2 separate regions of the Homo sapiens genome follow, and region 2 is linked to region 1. Evidence: read pairs that join two places in POLR2A ChIA-PET (ENCODE). Cell type or tissue: MCF 10A. All regions are shown on one strand. Links, peaks and the distances in the headings refer to the core of each region. The heading gives the core; the rest is flanking DNA. Region 1 overlaps ATOSA (atos homolog A). Region 2 has its middle 49 kb from the start of ATOSA.

The links. Peaks named below come from ENCODE experiments on the same cell type or tissue, not always from the same donor. Only the 100,000 strongest peaks of a DNase experiment are listed, where the experiment ranks them.
Region 2: POLR2A ChIA-PET joins it to region 1 with 21 read pairs; 5 of 35 experiments call an interaction of 5 or more read pairs at or near these places.

Annotation. Positions count from the first base shown.
Region 1 is chr15:52,648,909-52,657,250 of GRCh38, forward strand. All of the region lies in intron 2 of ATOSA (atos homolog A), which reads right to left. Among named protein-coding and RNA genes, the nearest start is that of ATOSA, 26 kb to the right of the region's middle. In MCF 10A, for the core only: no CTCF peak of the experiment used is centred there; DNase peaks (open chromatin) are centred at 3,203 and 4,643.
Region 2 is chr15:52,724,089-52,732,430 of GRCh38, forward strand. No RefSeq gene overlaps it. Among named protein-coding and RNA genes, the nearest start is that of ATOSA, 49 kb to the left of the region's middle. In MCF 10A, for the core only: no CTCF peak of the experiment used is centred there; DNase peaks (open chromatin) are centred at 5,023 and 6,273.

The DNA.
Region 1 (8,342 bases), core at 218-8,217:
TAAAACTGAGGAATCCAGTGAAGAAAGAACAGAAAGATATTTCCAGTTTCTCAATAGTCCTCATGCTGTCACTTTTATAACTGAGCCTCATCACAAAGGATTATATAATAGATTCAAGTAATACTGCAAACAATTACATTTTTAAAACTTAGGTCTTTGAATTTTTGATACTATAACATCTGAAGATTAAGAAAAAAATTTACTATATACTTGCAAAAGCAATACAGTTTATGCAAAAACACTGTCGATATGTGAAAATGCCTGACAAAAAGTTGTCAAGACCAAAGTTTTGGCCCTGCTGACTATGAAAAGCAAATATTTCTTAGATTCAAACTATGAACAAGTAATGAAATTTCCGCAAGGAAGAGTCAAGGAAAAAAATGTGTCATATATCACTTAAGGCATACATATAGAAATCAAACATTTGTGATAATACCTGAAGTAGGAACGACTTAAAAAAAGATTTTCACAGAACACTTAGAGAAAAAGAAAAACTCAGATTGTTACCCCTTCCCAATCTGAGTTTTTAAGTTACATATTTTTTAAAGAACTGTAAACAGCATTATATATTATTGCCTGATTTCAAAATAATCAAAAACAATCTGTTTTACTTAAAACCAACTGTAGCAATCACTGCATCTAGTAAATACTAGCACTTCTATTTGCTATTCCTTATAAAGAGGCAAAAACAAAAAAGAAATCACTGTTTTTGAGAATTAAAGTATTTTTCCATAAGCACAAAACAATAGCCAATTTAAAGATATGACATAGACAAAGACAATAAAAATTATATTGTCAAATAATAGACAAATCCAAAAAACTGAAATATGCTAGCAATGTTATTATAACTGACTAGATTATAAACCTCAACTACCCTGAAGTTCTGCTACTGAATAGGAACTTTCAGATGCTCCAGTATATAAAACATTTTTAGGTGCTAAGCCCAGCAATAATGTCTGGAATTCTGCCAATAATATTCCTCCTGAACACAATGGCAAAGCCTCTGTGTGACACAGCAGTACACTCAACTTTCTTACAATTTCATGTTCCCCCATCTTTTGCAGCATATGAATGAGAAATAGCCTTTCTCTTGGAGGCTCTATTAATTTTTATGAAATAAACCAACATAAAATGGGTAGCAAATCAATTTAAACAAAACTTTGGTTTTTATGGTTCTATAATTAGAAAATAAAATTAGTAATTCATAAGAGTTACAGCTAAAAAATGAAAATTGCTAGATTGACTTTCATGTGGTTAGTCATATTTAACAAACTTGAGTCCTCTCTGCCTGTGTCTGCCTCTCACTCCAAACTCCCTTTCATACCCCTACCCCTTCTACACACAGCTGCTCTTCTTGAAGTGAGTGCTTTATATTGTGGAGGCCACCAAGTCCAAATAATATAACTTTATTTTGCTATAATTTTTATAACTTCTATCAAATTCAAGTTTTTGGCTGCACCTTACAAACTTGAAAATCTAAGAAATGCCAGTCTTTTAAACTTCAGCCACATGTAGGTCTACGTAAAACATTTTTTTAATCTTTAAGGACTATTTTGTAAATTTTCACCAATTATTAGACATCTTTTTAATACAAATGTTATATACATAGTATTGTTACAAAGATCAGCAAAGGGCACAAAAGCATGGGATAATATTTTGAGTTCTCTTTAAAGAAAAGAAATATCTCTCCTTACCAGAAATGCTAACACTGTTAAGACTTTCTAATGACAGGTATTTTTTGAAAAGAACAACAACAAAACCCATCCTATTCCAAACTATATAGTTTGTAGAGATAACAAAGCCCTAATATTAACTCTGAGCTTATACTGACTTTACTCATCAGACATACATCACTGAGTGAACTAAAGGCCACTTAGCCATGTAAAACGAAAAAGCAAAGGAAAAGCCGGTTATTAGCTCAATACGGATCCTTCGTAAAATGGGCAATATGCTAATTAGTCTGCTCTGCTTTAATTAAAAGAACCATTAGCTAAATCACATATGTAAACTTTAATTTCACAGTATTTGAGAAAGATACAAAAAGACCTTTTGTTTATTAAAACACTTTAAAACTTTCCTATAATCTGTTGAACAGACCAATTTTTCCAGATCCTATATAAACAAATGGTAACCTACACTCTGTTCAATTATCACATATATTATATTAGTACAGTTTAATAAGATTTGACTATATTTGAAGTATTAACTAAGTCAGATATGCAATTATTACATTTAGGAGGCCTACTTCAATTTTAAAATACTAGTTTAACCTTGTATGTTGTCTTCAAAATCCCTTATCCTTCAGTTTTCTATATGGATGTTTAATAGAACACTACACTGACTTTGCGGTTGAATTATGATGCTTTATCTGAACTGCACAGAACTAGTCAATGGATTAAATAATTAAGAGATTGCACAATTTGAGGTAGGATTTTCAGAAATGCTTTATAAAAAGATTTTGGCACACCAATTCCTTAAACTATGTCAAAAATCTCACTTAGTTAAATTCTGACAATCTTTGTCAAATTCAGAAACATGAATTCAATTAAAAATATGCAGCTTATTTAAAATACATTTGTCTTAACAGCTTTAATTTAAAAAATACCTCCTGCCCCCACATACAGTTAATGCTTCTGGCTAATGCACATTCTCTTCCCTGTATTCTCATTTCTATCACATTTTTTCCCCATTAAAGTGAGCACATTGTACTTGGTTTCTTTTCTTCCTACTCATTGTTCAGTTCAGCATTTTAATAATCTTTTCAGTACTGCTGTTCAAAGAAAACAGGCTATATGAAGCTAAAGAAAATTCTCTAAGTTCAATGGTTTTCAAAGTGAGATAATTTTCCTAGACCTATTTATTAAAAATCCATGCAAAGCAAGCACCACAGCCAACTGGTAAACAGCTACAGAAAATTGGAAGCTTAAAAATAAAGCCGTTAAAAAACACTTCACTACACACCTTCTCTGTGAAGCCCTTTGTTTCCACTGAAAACCATACTGGAATCCTTGTATAAAGGAAGTTGCCTTCTGGCTATCAATAGCTATACTATCAGTAACTGAGGGATCCAGATGTCTGCAGCGGTTAAAACAAATGTTCAGCGTTGGGTGCTGATCCCGCTTCCCTCCGTGTAAGGTTTTTCACAAAGGCAGCAGAGTAAGAGCGCACATAGCAACAGCACTCACAGCTGATTGGACAGAGGGTGTGCTCAACCTCCCCTGCTCGCTAGGTCCACTACAGCTTCCTGTCTACTTGGCAGCACTGTCATGTTTTCTTTGCTCGTCTTACAAACTCAGCTGTGTTTAGGCAACTTGAAAGGAAAGAACAGTAGACTGATAATGGCAAAGTATTCTAGCGTTTGCCCCTGAAATGTGTTTCTTCAGTTGCTTTTAAAACAGAGAAATTCGTAAGACAAAAATTTATTTCAGTTAGTGATGCACATAAACTGAAGACAAAGAAGGGTTGTGGAAGGAATCAGTTACTTCACATCTAAATTAAATCAGGTTCTACCAAGTGAAACCCTCTGAAAATGTATAAATACAAAAATTTACAACAATCAGAATAAAGCATTGTCAACCTTCATATACCTGGAACTTTATATAAAGTATTTTACAACAAACTTCACAAATTCCTAGAAAAGCACAACCTGTTACATATTTAAAATGGGATAGGTCCTGAAATGGTCTCTCCTCAAATGCATGCAGTACCTTTTAAGAGGACTAAAGAAACAGGTTACCAGACTGACTAGAAAAAGATTCAGAAAGGAAAAATTATCAGTTACTTAGTAATCTCTGACAATACAAGATTTAACTAGGTATTTGTGGTAAAATGTCTCTGGATACATAGAACAATGACGTTTAGCTTAAATTCATTTACTTTTTGCTATCATAAAATTACCCAGAGATATAGAAGTATAGACTTTTTTTCAGGTTTCAAGTACTGGGCTTCAGTTTACCAGTTCATACTGTCTCCACAAACTTTAACAGCAAAAATCCCTCCCCAGCTTACAAAGCTGTTTGGGAGAATCAATGAAGGTAGTAGGGGATGAACAGATGTGATGAATTATAAAAATTTCTCATTTTAGAAATATTTCCCCTGAACGTCGCATCAACTAGGATGGTGGTTCAAACGTTTAAAGCAATGGAACTCTTTATTTGCATTCTTCCTATAAAATGCATTATCAGTGGTGGCTCTAGGATTTCCATACAGGAAAGGTTTGTGGGAGTAGGCTGAGGCCGCAGCAGAAGCATGCCGTTTATTACTCAGATCTTTGTTTATCTTGAGTGTCTTGGGGTTAGGGAGTGGAGTCTGATGGAAGTGTTGGAGTTACTAAAGTGCCCCATGAGCACTATGAGGCTATTTTTAAGTGAGAAGCCACAAATAGCATGCAATTTCATATCAGACCCAGAATCCACAAGATTTCTACCCCTGAAGAAGCTTCTAGGATTCCTGGAGTTCTATAGTACAGAAGAAATACAACCCGGAAGAGGCTTATTGCTTTAAAGAAATCTCATTAAAGAATCTGATCACCGGTTCCATACTTAGCCAGAGGGAGAGCTGCTAAGCCCCCTGAGAAATAACAAGACGTGCTTGGAAACACAATAAGCCTGAGGTAGGTGACTCAGAGAAAGAATGGCATGGTAGAGACAGTAAGGAATTTGGAGGTAGGCCAAGCTGTGTTCAAAACATGAATCTGCCATTTACTAACAGCGAGACCACATATAAGATTATTATACCATTATGAGCTTCAGTTTCCTCATCTGTACAACTTCCTAATCCAAGACTAGTCACAGGCCCACTGTACTTTTTCGTTAACACTTACTGCACAGAATGTAGAAAGACTGTTTACAAAATGACTGGTTTAATGACAGTCTCCTCCAACACACTGTAAGTGCTTAAAACGTAGGTACTATGTCTACTTAATTGTTTACCTAGCACCATGCCCCATTTATATTTTTATACAATATTTGATTTGATTTCACAATCATGGGAGGTGACTAGTGCAAGTAGAACATCTTATTTGACCATCTTCATTGTTTAAATAAGGAAGTTAGATCTAAAATTTACAAGTCACAACTAGAAGTTAAAGGAAATCAAATTTAAAAATTTTTTGGATTAATAAATTTATATTTCAAAATTAACCTTTTCCTATCTCCTATAATATATAATCCCAGGGTTGTTTTGGAATAGTTCCTTTCAGTTATAATCCTTAAACTTTAAAATTAAAGGGTAGTGATATATCTATAATATAAATCTATTGATGTCATATAAAAAGAGAATTTACAGAAAAAACATTAAATGTATTTAGTCACAACATGTAATTATAAATGATAAAAGACACTCCAAATAGATGTGCCACCTTAAAAACTTAAATCCAACTGAGACAGAATTTTATTTAGTGAAATGCTCCCCTCTATGCTGCTAGTTTTCCAATAAATTTCAGAACAGCACTTCATACATTTTTGAAAAAAGTTTGCTTTTCCCCAGTTTGCTCATCTTGGTACACAAAACTAAATAATGAGTATGCTATAAAATGATGGCGCATTATCTACTTTGTAAATCTCAAGACTACAAACTAAGAATCTGAATAACATGAAATTATACACAAGTGTTAGTCCCAGATTCTCAGTTCTCAATCCCCAATCACAACAAACCTCCTTCCCCTGCTCCTCCGGAACACACTTAGCATGGTCGTTAAGTATGTTCTCTAAATGGACAGTTCAGGAAACATACCATGCTCCTGTAGGGAAACAAATAGGATAGTAGATCTTTTACAAAAGTTTTAAAAACAAAACTATGTTTTCCAAATATAAAATGGGAAAATTTCAAATAACTATTTCAGATCATCTATGTTTTCTGTTAGCAGAAATAATTGAGATCTACCGATAGTAAGATACTTTAAGAGATAACATGCTATCTTTGAGACTTTCTAAACAAAAAAAGTATTGCAGATAGAAAAAAAGAACCCCTCAAAGGTAATGTTCAAATGGCTACTACACATATACGCATATTAAATAATTACTAAATATATGTATCATATATATATATTAAATAGCCACTACCTACTGGCCCATGGGCCAGGCATGATGCTAATCTCTTTACGTACTCTTCTCTGATCCTCAGGTAGTTGTTATCCCCACAGATTAAAACTGGCTTGTTACTTGCCCAAGTAACTAGAACCAAGTGGGTAAAGCCAGGATTCAAACATAATGTCTTCCTAAATCTAATATATGTGCCCTTAACCACTAGTATCCTTTCCCTAACAATTTCTTACATATGTTACTTACTATTTGCCGTAAGGCAAATATGGCATTACACAAAAATAAAGTTTAAATACAGAAATCTCATATAAGCATTTCCCATGTATTAGTCATTCAATAACCACAACGACAGCCTCATTATACCTCAAAATTACCATTAATACACTGCTTGTAACATGGAAAAATAGGATTTGACTGCAAACAGATAGCTGTTTTGTAGCTGTAGTGTGATCACAAAGACAACGATAAAAGGTTCAATCTGTAAAACTTCACTACTTCATGATCACAGATCACCTAATCCAGAGAAAGTGAAAGGAGGTCGAAAAGGACACTGAACTAGGGACCATCGATGTGGGTTCTGGCCCAAATCCTAGCTCTGATCAGCTTTTTGATCTTAAGCACTTCTTTGAAATTCCTCATTCTTTGTCTGCAATGTTGGTATGTTGTAAGGATAAAATAGGACAGGATAAAATTATTTTCAAAGTAGCAATGTGCTACACATATAGGATATTTCTATTCCTAATAGTCTTTGAGGGATAGGGGATAATGTTCAGATATGGTAGTGTAAACACGCTTGTACAAAATTCAACCTCATGATTGGAAAGACCCCTTAAAGCAGCAAGACATAAAGGAGGAAAGCCACAAATTCAAGCTCTTTCCACTTATAGGATGTGTTACCAAATTATTTAACCTGTCTGAATCTATTTCTTTATTTGAAAAGTGGGAATAATCATTTCTCTAAGTGCTACAAACCACCTAGGTCAGTACTCCGCTCTTAATTTGAAGTTTCCTCTTTCCCTTTGCAGACATCAGGTCTACATGATGTGACCATATGTCTGCATACATACACACACACACACACAAATAACAGCAATACATTAGCATACATTAGTTGTATACTGTATTAATAACAATGGGAATGAGACAACTCTTGATCAAAGAAAGATTTCTGTGAAGCTGATTTTTTTTTAAGTTTTTAAATAATGTCACATTGAACAACACATTTAACAGCTGAATAATTTGTAATGAAGACTAAGCAATAGTTAAAATATAACATTATTAACAGTTGTGGAAAATACAGAAATTTATCATATCATTAAACCAGTTTTTATTAAAAAACAAAATGTGATGTTAGGTCAGTTCAGGGATAAATTAAGCCATACATTATATTGACTTCCACTTACATGAGATTCCTAGCAATCATATTTGCTGCAATGATTACCCACTGACTTGCATTCATTATAACAAGGTACAAATAAACCAAATGGCCAAACAGCAACCAAAATATACTGTTTTAAGAGTTAAACACATTCTTAAAATTAAAATGCTAAAAAGTACCTAAGAGACTTAATTGGGACTCTCATATTTCAAAAGATTTTGGGTTATGATGACCTAGATTAGTTCCAGGAGCAGTAGCTTGTTTACCAAATCTAAGATCTTGGAAAGAAGAAAATGTTCTAGCCTGTTTTTGGCATCATTCATACTACATTGTTTAAAATGAGCTAGAATGGGGGTTATTTATAAGCTAAGCTACTGGACAAACACTTCATCTAATAATATCTTGTATACACATAAGTCAGATTTAATAAGAATCAAGATCAGGTATTAAGAATTCACTTTTAATATCCTATATACTTTGTCTTTGTAAATTAGTATCACCACTATTACATAAAATGTGTGCAGAGGTGCATACGGGTTTTTCTTTATCCATACTTCTTTTAAAGATATATTCTGGGATGTTGTTAATCTCCTGCTATTACAAAGAATGCTATGTTTGATTCAATCTGAAATTGAAAACCAATCACACATTTTTTATTATAATAAAATAACATTTTATGAAAAGTTTTTCCATGAAGACAATGGATCCCATATTTACTTGTCCCTTTGACAACTGCAACTTTGTGAAATAATATTTTGTAGATGAAGAAACTGAATCATAGAAATTAAGGTAGCCGTTGGGTTACCCTGTAAGAATCACCAACTCTAGGTTTAATTCCAAGTGCTGTTTTTTTTTCCACAATTACCTATCACTGATACATGTCATTACCTCTGCTAATAGAGACAAACAGTCATACAAATGAC
Region 2 (8,342 bases), core at 85-8,084, 75 kb after region 1:
TCTCATTTTAAAAAATTCTTTGTGAGCATATGTTTTACAATGCATATATTAGTAAAATAGTGTGAATATTTTATAAAGTGGTACAAGTTCAAAGCATTTTAAATGATGAAGTATGTGACAGAAAAAAGGTGGGGCCAAGGCCTATGGGATAAAATGTTAGGTTTTCAAAGTTTTTCTCTAGCTAGCCTCCTCTTACCTTGCCTCTCTGGCCATTTTCCATCCCAACTTCTCCGCTCCATTCAAGCTCTCCATTTCTGGAAGCTGATGCTACTACAAGCTCCCCTCTCAGCTTCTCCTTCATCAGGTGAACTCAGTTGACATTCCTTTCTCCTTCTACCAATCCAGATGATCAAATTTTATTTTATTTTTGATATGGTTTGGTCGTGTCCCCACCCAAATCTCACCTTGAATTGTAGCTCCCATAATTCCCACATGTTGTGGGAGGGACCTGGTGAGAGGTAATTGAATCATGGGGGTGGGTCTTTCCTATGCTGTTCTCGTGATAGTGAATAAGTCTCATGAGATCTGATGGTTTTATAAAGGGCAGTTCCCCTGCACACACTCTCTTGCCTGCTAGCATGTAAGCTATGCCTTTGGTCCTCATTTGCCTTCTGCCATGATTGCGAGGCCTCCCAGCCGTGTGGAACTGTGAGTCCATTAAACCTCATTTCTTTATAAATTACCCAGTTTCAGGTATGTCTTTATTAGCAGTGTGAAAACGGACTAATACAATTTTTAAAAAACCTTATAGTCCCAAAGTTTTAATTTCTTGCCCATAACAGTGATACAGACACTAGTTTAAAATATGCTAGTGTCTGATATTTTAGTTCTGTTTTGTTTTATTGTTGAACTACAAATTAGATCCTAATATTATAATTTTATACCTAAAGTGTTTAGATTTACCTGCATGTTTGCCAATATATTGACTCATTATTTCCTATAGCATGCCAGATCTTCCCTTTGCCATCATTTTCCATTTCAGGCAGTCCATTAGTAGTAGACAATGCCAGTAGCCCTTCCACATCCTCTCAGCACAATTTGCAAGCTCAACTGGCCCTCGCACTCTCAACACCTGTGATTGTGCCCAAGGGCTCTCTCTGGCTGCTGCAGCCCCTCTGCTTCTGCTGGAAGCAGGCAAAAAATGAGGGGGAAGTAATGTCTCCTGGGAACAGCCCTCAAATAAGGTCTGTGCGGAGACCAGCTCAGTCAGGTAGACCCTAACCCAGCAGCGCTAGAGGAATTAAAGACACACACACAGAAATACAGAGGTGTGAAGTGGGAAATCAGGGGTCTCACAGCCTTCAGAGTTGAGAGCCTCGAACAGAGATTTACCCACATATTTATTAACAGCAAGCCAGTGATAAGCATTGTTTCTATAGATTATAGATTAACTAAAAGTATTCCTTATAGGAAACAAAGGGATGGGCTGAAACAAAGGGATGGGTCTGGCTAGTTATCTGCAGCAGGAACATGTCCTTAAGGCACAGATCCCTCATCCTATTGTTTGTGGCTTAGGAACGCCTTTAAGTGGTTTTCCGCCCTGGGTGGGCCAGATGTTCCTTGCCCTCATTCCGATAAACCCACAACCTTCCAGCCCGGGAGTTATGGCCATCATGAACATGTCACAGTGCTGCAGAGATTTTGTTTATGGCCAGTTTTGGGGCCAGTTTATGGCCAGATTTTGGGGGGCCTGTTCCCAAGAGTCTGCAGGGAGTTGTTGAATACCCCAGCTCTCTTGCCCCTTAGGATGGAAAACTGAGAATTCTCTCTCCTGGCCCCAGGGTTCCTCAGTAGGATTAAGCTCCGGTTGCCAATGGTGGTGACTTGCTTGATAATGAAATTTTTTTGGCTTCCTTTCCTTTTTCCTCTCTCACTTTCCTACTTGCCTACAACTATTTCCTGAGATCACCTTGCAAGTAAAATACTGGCACTCATATTTTGGAGGAAACTCAAATGAAAACAAGATTCTTTATAAGTTCCCTTAGTGCAGGTCCCATTGGTGGTAAATTCAATTTTTGTTTATCTGGAAACATTTTCATTTCATTATTGTTCTTGGAAAATAGTTTTGATAGATGTACAGTCCCAAATTGTCAGGAGTTTTTTTGTCAAACTTTGAAAGTATAATTCTGCTGTCTATTGCCACGCACCTTTATAGGTGATCTGTCTTTTTTCTCTGAGAAAAGATCTTCCCTTTATCTCTGGTGTTCTGCAAATTTTACTATGATATACCTAGGTTTCGATTTTTAAGAAATTTATTTTTCTTTGTGGGGATTGCTCTTACTGGATCTGTGGATTCTTATCTTTCATCATTCTGGAAAGTTCTCAGCAATGATCTCTTCAAATATTGCCTCTCTTGCAGTCTCTCTGATCTTTCCTTCTGAGACTCTAGTTAGACATATGCTGAACATTTTCTAACATCTAAACATTTTAAGATCTCACTACCAGTTAGCCAATTTTTGCTTCAACTGTTTCTAATCTATTTAATCCTTCCATTGAGCTTTTTAAAAATTCATATATATATAAATAGTAGACATCTTCAGAGTATATTAATTCAGTGGCTTCTATATTCATGTTTTTATTTTTAAATTTCTATGTGAATCTTTTTTCAATCAGCTCTATCATTTTTTAATTTTTTTTTATTTTGTAGAGATGGGGTCTTACTATGTTGCCCAGGCTGGTCCTAAATTCCTGGGTTCAGGCGATCCTTCTGCCTTGGCCTCCCAAAGTGCTGGAATTACATGTGTGAGCCAACATGCCCGGCCACCTCCATCATTTTTGATTGTCTCTTTTTTCTTTGTGTGTGATTCTAACTTCTATTTCTTTAGACATTTCATACAGTTTTATTTTATACTCTTTATCTGATAATTCTAGTACTTAAAGTTTTAGGAGGGTTCTAACTCTGTTGTTTTTGCTGATGCTCACTCATGGTTTCTCTTGCCCCTATTTTTGTTTTATTTTGAGACAGGGTCTTGCTCTGTTGCCCAGGCTGGAGTGCAGTGGCTCGATCACAGCTCACTGCGGCCTCAACCTCCTGGGCTCAAGCCATCCTCTTGCCTCAGCCTCCTGAGTAGCTGGGACTATAGGTGTGTGCCACCATGCCTGGCTAATTTTTTATTTTTTGTGGAGACCAGATCACCCTATGTTGCCCAGGCTTGGCTCAAGCTATCCTCCCACCTCGGCCTCTCAAAGTGTTGGGATTACAGGTGTGAGCCACTGTGTCCAGGCTCCTCTTACCCATGTTGATCTTTGGTAGTGTTTGTACATTTGTTTGATCTTAATCTGTAGGAAACCTTAGGGCGTAAACTGAGATTGCTTTCTTTCAGAGGAAATTTTCATTTGTATCTGCACGCAGGAGGCACTGCCCACATGGGAACATTTGACGTCTTCCAGGGTCCTTGGCTTACTCTGAGGTCTAGGGTTCAGCACCTTCACTTTGCTGCTGACCCAAGTCTTAGGCTCTGTTATGGCCTGAATCATGTCCTTCTCAAATTCATATATTAAAGTCGCAACCACCATTACCTAAGAATGCAACCATTTTCAGTTAAGATTTTTAAAAAGCGATTAACTTAAAATGAGGCCCTTGGGGTGGGACTGTAATTCAATATGACTAGTGTCTTTATAGAGGAAGAGACACCAATGAGGTGTGCCCACAGGGTTGACCCTGGGAAGAGGCAGCAAGAGGGCCACCATCTGTAGACCCAGGAGGGCAGCCTCAGAAGAACCCAACACTATCAGCTCCTTGATTTTGCACTGCTAGCCTCCAGAACCGTGAGAAAATAAATTTCTATTGTGTAAGCCACCCAGTCTATGGTACTTTGTTATGGCAACCCAAGCAGACTAATACAGCCTCCATAGGGCAGTTTGTTAGGGTTTGCCTTTAGGGTAACTGCAGCTTTCCTGTGCACCTGCTATTCATCATTTGGATTCAGCTCATATTTTCATCCCTGCCCCCGGGGAATTTCCCTTACTTCCTACAAGCTCACTGATGCAAATAAAAGCATGTTTCCATGCAGGTCTAGTTGTTCTGTTGGGGTATCTATTCAGAGTGTCTGGTCTGCCACACTGCCTGAAGTGCCTCAGAGTCCACTGCTTCCTTAAATGCTGATTTCACGGCTTTCTTCTGTGATATCTTCCTGAGAAATCATCTCCCACAGGAATACTTCCCTCCTTAAACTCTTAGCACTTATTTATGCATTATTTATTGTCACTTAGGCTTCCTTAGAATTAGTCACTGGCTGGGCACTGTGGCTCACGCCTGTAATCCCAGCACTTTGGGAAGTCGAGGTGGGTGGATCACCTAAGGTCAGGAGTTCTAGACCAGCCTGGCCAACATGGTGAAACACCATCTCTACAAAAATAAAAAATTACCCCTGGTGATGGGTGCCTGTAATCCCAGCTACTGGGGAAGCTGAGGCGGGAGAATCGCTTGAACCCGGGAGGTGGAGGTTGCAGTGAATTGAGATCACACCATTGCGCTCTAGCCTGGGCGACAGAGCAAGATTCTGTCTCAAAAAAAAAAAAAAAAAAAAAAAAGAGTTACCAACTATTTCCTTGAAAACAGAGGTCAGACCGTACACCTCTTCCCTCATGCAGCTCATAGGACAATCCTAGACACAATGTGTGCCGATTTCATGTTTCTGGAATGAGGGAATATAAAATAAAAAACCAAGAGCCAGAAACCTGTTCGCTGTCAGTATTACATTAAAAAGACTGCATGAACCATAGAGTTGACTGTGGATATTAAGTGGTCCAAACATGTTTTAACAACAAAAAGATCACATCTCAGGCCTGATTCCAGGGAGCCCTGGAGTAATGAAAAGACCTTTCATTATTGATCAGAAACACCCCTGAAAGGAAATGAAAATTGAAGGGATCAGATCAGTAATCCTAATTTATTTAGCAAGTTCTGATCTTCCTGAGAAACAAAAAAAATAATAGAAACTAAATTTATCTTGCACTGCCTCAAACCGGAAAGGAAAATACAGTCACCTGTTGTGACTCATTTGCAGTCTATTTTGTAATGGTTTCCAGATTCCTCTTCCAATTAAAAAGCAGGCCAGAAGAACCAAGATTGTTTAGTTAAGTCTGTTTGGTAATAGGTTTTAGACCGTAACTACATAAAGTCACTTACAATAAGGGATCAGAGTCTGTAAATGAATTCTGATTTTAAAAATTAGTGAGATTTCAGGGTTCTGCAATTAATTGGGTCATTTCATTTTGCTGAAGAAATAAAAAGGAATGAAGTGCAAAACAAATATTTAATGGTCATATAGCCACATGGTCATAATAATTTTATTATATTAGGATTTCTTTCTTTTCTCTCTCTCTTCTCTCTTTTTTTTTTTTTTGAGGTGGAGTCTCACTCTGTTGCCAGGCTGGAGTGCAGTGGCGTGATCTCAGCTCACTGCAACCTCTGCCTCCCGGGTTCAAGTGATTCTTGGGGTTTCATTTTTAAAAAGCTAATACATGAATCCCAGTCAGGAAGAAGAGGGACGATGAATAGTTAGGAAGCTGAAGGGGTAGAAAGAGGAGAATGGAGATGTAAAATGCAGAGACCGCAGCAGAGAGGAGTTGGCTTCCAAGGCTACCTTTTTTGAGGTGACTCAGAAATCTGGAAGTAGCCCTCCTCCCTTCCAGCCCCAAAGGGCTTCTTGAGGGGTTCCAACAAGCATTTGGAGTCTGGACAGCTATAAACTGTATATTACCCTGTCCCTGCCTTGCAACTAGGTGTATTCTATATCCATGATACAAGAGAAGCCCATTCTTCATTGACTGAGAGACTGCTAGGAGGTCAGGATTGTTCTTAGACCAGTTTGAACCCCAAAAACCTAAACTGAATTTGATTTAGATTCTTGAATAGGCTCCAGTTTCTGAAAGGATCACATAGCCTTGTAATCAGAATGCTGGTGGTTTCCGAAGCTGTTGCCTTTCTTTTTTAACCAAACTCACCACCTGCTTAAATTTAGCCTTCTTTTCTCTTTATGGAAGGGACAGTTATCTCCAAATGGGTCTAAACTCAAGTTACTTTCTAGCCCAGCAGTTGCTCAGCTGGTAGCTTGTGGGGATATATTTATTTAAGTGAAGTGTCTGCATCCTCTTCTGTTAATCAATTCTGGAAATCAACATCTCTCCACTCCTTCTTTTGGTGAGAGAAAAATCCACCCTCCCCAAATCTGCAAAGACTCTGCATAGCACACATGCTTCAACTTTTGTCCTCTTCTCACAGATGGCATGATCCATTTCCTGTTGACTTGGTTTGTCTCACGCACGTGCCATTAGATCTAATGACTAACGCATGCCACCTTCTGAAGAGAACCTAAATAACCTTCCTGTAATTCTAGTTCTTTTGTAATAGACCCAAATCTGGTTTCTCTTCCTGGTCTACTTAAGGCAAATGCTATGGAGGTAATTTTTCTATCCCCTTGCCAAAGGATGTGAGGGTAAGGTTAGCGACCCACTGCTGCACTGCACTTCTGCTTCAGAAGCAAAAGAAAGACAATAGCCAAAGGGTTACTGGAGAAGCATAATAAATAGTTTTCACTTATTACAGCTTTTATGGTCCAATTCTCCAAGGTGCATAAAACCAGCACATTGAGATAGGGCAAATGAGTCTAAGTGTTATATCGTGGCTTTCTTGTCTCATAGTACACCCCGGAGAATACCTGAAACCCTGCGTTAGCCAACACCAAGGTTAAAAATACCTCTCTCTCCTCTGGCTGGGGGAGAGAGCAGGTTTCACCTTGTCGAGGGACAGTGAAGGCCATAGCCGCACTTTCTTGACTAGGACATTCTCTTGCTGGAGACCTGCCTAAATACAAGTATAGCCCACCATAGAATTTCTCCCAGAAACATGGTCGGCTCCGTCTTGAGCTGTCATCATAACTTCAGAAGAGTTGGGAAGGGCTTTCTTCTAGCAAAAACTACCTCCTCTACCTTAATAGCTAGAGAGTCAGCCACCTGAAATTCTTTTCCTTTTTTCCTTTAAAAAAAAAAAAAAAAGACAGACTCTTGCTATATTGCCCAGGGTGGTCTCGAACTCCTGCTTTCAAGTGATCTTCCCGCCTAGTCCTTCCAAAGTCCTGGGATTACAGATGTGAGCCACCCTACTTGGCCAGCCACCTGAAATTCTATCAGTGACAGATTCCTTTAGCTGAAGTCATGTTCAAATGTAATCCTCCCAAGAATGGTAACATTATACATCAATGCATTAAACAAAACAACCTGTGCTTATTGAAAAAGTCATATGTGCACACGGTAAAACAAAATTCAAATAGTACAAAAGGGTATATAGCTGGGCACAGTGACTCATGCCTGTAATCCCAGCAGTTGGGGAGGCTGAGGCAGGAGGATCACTTGAAGCTAGGAGTTCAAGACCAGGGCAAAAAACAAGGCCCCTGACTCTACAAAAAAAAAAAAATTAGCTCAGCATGGTGGCATGTGCCTATGGTCCCAGCGACTCAGGAGGCTGAAGTGAGCTATGACTCCACCACTGTACTCCAGCCTGTACCGTGGAGTGAGACCCTGTCTCTAAAGAAAAAAAAAAAAAAAGAGTATACATTAAAATTGGTCTTCTTCTTCCCCAGTATCCTCAGTACCCCAGTTATTCCCCATCTCGCCAACCCCCATCCCCCAGCAATCACACTTAGCAGCCTTATCTGGGCTTCCCGAAATATTCTGTACATATTCAGGCATATGTATAATATATACCCCTTTATAGCCCTCCCTCTTTTTGCCTCCTTGCTTTTGCTCCAAGGGTAACTTAGCACTTGGAGAGGGATTTCATCCTTCCCAGCAGCTGCCCTGTGTTCCATGGTCACCACAACAGAGGGTAGAAGCTGGCCTGGCTTAAGGATGATTGAGAGGCTCAATATTTCCTTCAACAAACAAACAAAAAATGCCAAGGCCACCTTAAGGTGGCTTGCTTTAGTAAGAGATAAGCTCATAAAACAGTATTTATTCAATAAAACCTGGCAAAATATTTTAGGAGTAAGTTAAGTTTTGCCAAGAGAAGTGCTTATAAACTTTGAGAGCAAGGTAGACCTTCACATATCCAGGCTTCTTCTACCTGAATTTGTTGCTGCTACTCTTGCTTTTGTCCCTTATGGGTTTAGGGTGCAGGTAGAGACCAGGCAGAGCAGTTGTGAAAGTAGAAGGGGTTGGGCCTTGCCCAGAATGAGGAGTGAGATCAGGATAGCGTTGTAAGTCAAAAATAAAAACAGACAAATCCATTTCCCAAGAGAACACAAGGGAGTTTCCTGTAGAAGCCTGTAACATTCTGATTTCTATACAAAACATTTCATGTTTGTGACTTACTTGATTCTAAGGTTAGAGTTAAGTAGACT